Regions from separate parts of the Homo sapiens genome. Here region 2 is linked to region 1. A link is a loop called in an ENCODE intact Hi-C map of the cell type or tissue named here. Cell type or tissue: CD4-positive, alpha-beta T cell. All regions are shown on one strand.

Evidence for each region. A loop is a pair of places that touch in the nucleus more often than their neighbours do. Peaks named below come from ENCODE experiments on the same cell type or tissue, not always from the same donor. Only the 100,000 strongest peaks of a DNase experiment are listed, where the experiment ranks them.
Region 2: it touches region 1 in a loop (2.2-fold over the local background); 3 of 110 quality-filtered maps call a loop at or near these places.

What each region holds. Positions count from the first base shown.
Region 1 is chr3:118,954,635-118,957,134 of GRCh38, forward strand. The region is part of intron 1 of IGSF11 (immunoglobulin superfamily member 11); the gene reads right to left. Among named protein-coding and RNA genes, the nearest start is that of IGSF11-AS1, 13 kb to the left of the region's middle. In CD4-positive, alpha-beta T cell, no CTCF peak of the experiment used is centred here; a DNase peak (open chromatin) is centred at 1,457; H3K27ac peaks cover 1,030 bases.
Region 2 is chr3:119,218,084-119,220,583 of GRCh38, forward strand. It overlaps B4GALT4 (beta-1,4-galactosyltransferase 4), which reads right to left. Exons shown (of 8, transcript NM_003778.4): 6 at 567-689. Among named protein-coding and RNA genes, the nearest start is that of B4GALT4-AS1, 7.2 kb to the right of the region's middle. In CD4-positive, alpha-beta T cell, no CTCF peak of the experiment used is centred here; a DNase peak (open chromatin) is centred at 1,178; H3K27ac peaks cover 861 bases.

The DNA of each region.
Region 1 (2,500 bases):
TCTCTATGGCAGTGACAAAATGCATCAAACAGCCAAATTGTGAATGAAAAGGATAAGTTGTGTGTTCACTGGAGTAGCATTTTTAATTTCCTTCAATACTTATGAAATGTATTTCTTAAATAGGAAGACTTGATAGTTGAAGTTATTCCTTGATTGATAGACCACAGAATGAATAAATGTGGGTAAATGCTATCAAATGGTGAAATCACTTCAAAACCACAATGCGATACCACCTTACTCCTGCAAGAATGGCCATAATAAAAAAAATAGATATTGGCATGGATGAGGTAGAAAGGGAACAATTTTACACTCCTGCTGGGAATGTAAACTAGTACAACCACTATGGAAAACAGTGTGGAGATTCCCTAAAGAACTACTAGTAAAAGTAGAACTACCATTTGATCCAGCAATCCCACTACTGGGTATCTACCCAGAGGAAAAAATGTCATTATATGAAAAAGATACTTTCACATGCATGTTTATAGCAGCACAATTTGCAATTGCAAAAGTATGGAACCAGCCCAAATGCCCATCAATCAATGAGTGGATAAAGAAATTGTGGTATGTATGTATGTATATGTACATACACACACACACACACACACACACACACACACACATACACACACACACCATGGAATACTACTCAGCCATATAAAGGAATGAAATAACAGCATTCACAGCAACCCAGATGGAACCGGAGACCATTATTCTAAGTGAAGTAACTCAGTAATGGAAAACCAAATATCATGTGTTCTTACTCACAGGTGGGAGCTAAGCTGTGAGGGTTATCATCTATAATTTTTATGGTTTCAGGTATTAAAGTCTTTGAACAATCTTGAGTTGATTTTTCTATAAGGTGAGAGATGAGGATCCAGTTTCATTAGCTGTCATGAAAACAACATTAATCTCCTTGTACAGCTCCATCAGCACTCTTGGCTGGCCAAATGCATTGTCAATGAGCATTAATATTTCGAAAAGAATCTTTTTTTTTCCAAGCAGTAGGTCTCGACAGGTGGCTTAAAATTTTCAGTAAACCCTGCTATAAACAGATGTGCTATCACCCAGGCTTTGTTATTCCATTTACAAAGCACAGGTAGAGGAGCTTTAGTGTAATTCTTAAGGGCTCAAGGATTTTCAGGATGGTAAATGGGTGCTGGTTTCCACTTAAAGTCACCAGCTGCATTAGCTCCTAACAGGAGAGTCAGCCTGTCCTTTGAACCTTTGGATCCAGTCATTGACTTCTCTCTAGCTATGAAAGTCCTAGATGGCATTTTCTTCAAACAGAAGGCTGTTTTTCATCTCCATTGAAAATCTGTTGTTTAGTATATGTACCTTCATCAATGATCTTAGCTAGAACTTCTGCATAACTTGCTGCAGCTTCTAAATCAGCACTTGCTGCTTTATCTTGTACTTTCATGTTATGAAGACAACTTCCTTCCTGAAACCTCATGAACCAACCTCTGCTAGCTTCAAACATTTTTCTGTGCCTTCCTTGCCTCTCTGTCTTCACAGAATTGAAAAAAATTAGGGCACTGCTCTAGATTAGGTTTTGGCTTACAGAAATGTTGTGGCCGGTTTTATCTTTTATCCAGACCATCAAAACTTTCTCCATATCAGCCATAAGGCTGTTTCACTCTCTTATAAGTTGTGTGTTCACTGGAGTATCACTTCTAATCTCCTTCAAAAACTTTTCCTTTTCATTCACAACTTGAGTGTTTAACACCAAGAAGCTTAGCTTTTGGCCTATCTAGGCTTTCAACATGCCTTCCTCACTAAGCTTAATCATGTCTAGCTTTTGATTTAAAGCAAGAGATGTGTAGCTCTTCCCTTTCACTTGAATACTTTGAGGCTATTACAGGGTTATCAACTGGCCTAATTTCAATATTGTTTTGTCTCAGGGAACAGGCAGGACAGAGGGGAGAAAGACAGGCAAACAGCTGATCAGTGGAGCAGTCGGAACACACACAGCATTTGCTAAGTTTGCCATCTTATATGGCTGTTTATGGCACCCCGAAACAATTACAACAGTAATATCAAAGATTGCTAATTGCTACAAAGCTGCAGAGTTAAGAAAAAAGAGATCACTGACCACAGATCATCATAATAGACAGAGAATAATGAGAAAGTTTGAGATATTGTGAAAATTACCAAAGTGTGACAAAGAAACACAAAGTGAGCATATGTTGTTGGGAAAACAGTGCTGATAGACTCACTAGATGCAGGGTTGCCTTAAACCTTCAATGTGTGAAAAATGTAATATCTGTGAAGCATAATACACTGAAGCACAATAAAACAAGGTATGCCTCTGTGAGTGTGTTGTGGGGCAGGGGGTGGTTTATTAAGAGGAATTGGCTCACTAGATTGGAGAGGCTGAGAAGTCCCATGATTTTCCATCTACAAGCAGGAGTCCCAGGAAAGCCTGGGTGTAACTCAGTCCAAATCTGAGGGTCTAAGAAGCAGTGGACCTGACTATGCAAATCCTTGTCCAAGGGCAGAA
Region 2 (2,500 bases), 260 kb after region 1:
GCAGAAAGCAGTCCAAGAGAACCCAGGGTAATGTCAACAGCCCAGAGTCAGGCCTGGGGTCAGGCCACCTGCAGTCTCCACAGCGTGCAGGGCTGCCAGGGCTGCCTAACGCTTGAGGAGAGGACCTCTTTGCCTGCTTCAACATGTGCAGCTCCCCAGAGGCTGCTGGCACTCCCTGCAGGGGGACACTGGGAACTGTGTCCCCAAGGGGTCTGACAGAAAGCATGAGGCTCTTAACAACCCGGTCTCCAAATTGCAGTTCAGCAGACACCTTGCAGTTTGGGGTTTCTCACTCACTGGTGTCTCAGTAAGTCTTTCCCGACAAGTACATGAGGCCTCCACCAACACTTCTGGACCCCAAATGCCCCCAGGCCAGAAGTAAACTGCTACTGGCACAGAATGATGTGGGCCATCCTACCTTCCCTCCACCCCCTGCACCCTTCAAGCCCAAATCTGCAGCCTAGTGACCTGCTGGACTGGCATCTAAAGGAATAAATATAAATGCAGGTCTCCAGAGCCACACTGAGTGCAGAGCCCCGTGAAGGGGACCTTTCTCTGTTGTTCACCTGAGTCTGAGGTCATCGTCTTCGCCTCCCCATCCCCAGTAGTTGTTAGAGAATCCATTCACCTTGAAAAACTGCTCTCTGCTTAGGGCAGTAACACCCCCAAAATATCCACTGTAACGTAACCTGGAGCAAAAGAGATGAGAGAAATGGTAAGAATATTCGCACCAAAGGTCTCTGATTTCAGGGCTGGCGTTCTAGGAACACCTGGGAGACCATGTACTTCCACCCACCCACTCCTGCTTCTCCTGCTTGACACCCACCTCCCAATGCTCCTGGCCTTCCCTGTCTTGTCTTCTTTCCTCTATCTAGACAAACGCTCACCTCTGCTCACTGAGCAAAGTGCCACCCAGCTGTTAATGGTGATGTTTGTGTGTAGAGGCCTATAGAGATACCTGTCAATGTGAACCACACCATCAGATATTGATAAGATTTCATCTCATGTGCCAATCCAAGGAATGGTAACAGTTGCCAAGGGCACTGGGTTAAGAAGGATTCTGAGGCTGCATCCGGGTTCAGCACGAATGCGTGTCATGATGAATATACCTTTCTTTTTTTTCACTTTCACTTTTGCAGGGGAGGGTTGAAGGCAGGAGACAGCTCCCGCACACACTCTGTATGCAAATCTCCACTTCTCAACATGCATCTCCAGCTCAGAGTCTGTTTCCTGGATAACCCAACACATGTCAACACCCTCTGAAGTTTCTGGCCTGCCAACCAGACAGAGTCTAGGTAGTGCTTTTCATGAAAATAGGCTGTACAGAACAAGAATTAGGTTTTGAAAGGAAGGACAGTGAATCATGCTTTAGATAAGCTGAATTTTAGATACACCTGGGGCTTTGCCAGTAGGCAAAAGGATACAGGGTCCAAGCTCACAAGAGAGGAACGACTACAGATATGGCTTTGGAAATAAGCTGTTATCATGTAGTACCTGAAGGCATAGGTCGAGAAATCTCCAACAATCTAGTTGGTGAGAAGAGTACAAAGGGTAGACCCAAGGGGCTCAGCTCTGTGGAACCCTAGGAATACCGAAAAGAAAAAGAGGCAAGAGGAGAAAGATCAGGAGGTAAAAGTTAGAGAGCACCTCCCAGCCTCCCAGTTATATAGGACTCTTATTATCAGTGGACAAATTTGTAAATCTCAGAAATAAAGGTATCCCTTAAATATAACATTTGAACAATTCAGAAATGCAAGTTAAGGTAGCTTAAAAACTTGGATGTTACTAAATAAAAAGATGTGAATATCTAGAGAATTTTTAACTTTAACTTCAGGTCAAACTGTTCCAGGACCGATAAAATATTTATGATTTTCTAGATAAAAAGAAAAACCAAAAGGAGTGATCAATAAACATGTAGACACTGGCCATCAAACAAGTGGCATCCCAAAAGCTAATCTGTAGTTCAGTTGTTTCTTTCTACGTTCTGAGAAAAGACTGGGGACTCTGTTTAACCCATAAGAGAAGCAGATTTACTTATATGCCCCTAACTTAAAATTCTGGGAAATTGTATTTTTGCAGCCTATAATAAAACAAAAAAAAGGAAATAAAGTGCTTAGAAGGTAAATATCACTGACCAAGACATCTACTAGCAGTGTCTCATTACCATAGTTATCAGAATGCATTTTATAGAGGGGAGGGATTCTTAGCTGCCTGAACACCAGCTGCCTGATCAGGATGCGGTAATAAGGCAGGCATAACCTGCTGACACCAACAAGCAATCAGCATGAGAACAAGGGAATGATGTGGTAGATTATCAAAACCAATATCGCCATGTGCAAGACGGCTGGCTAAACACGGGAATGCGGGAGCCCCGCCCTCAGAGTTTATAACCTAATAAGAGAGGTGAACATTATCAGGGTTCTGAGGAGAGAGGTGTCGCCACATCAGGAGGAGGGGGCCTGGAAGGATTCAAATAGGCAGAAAAATGGGGGATCTCCTG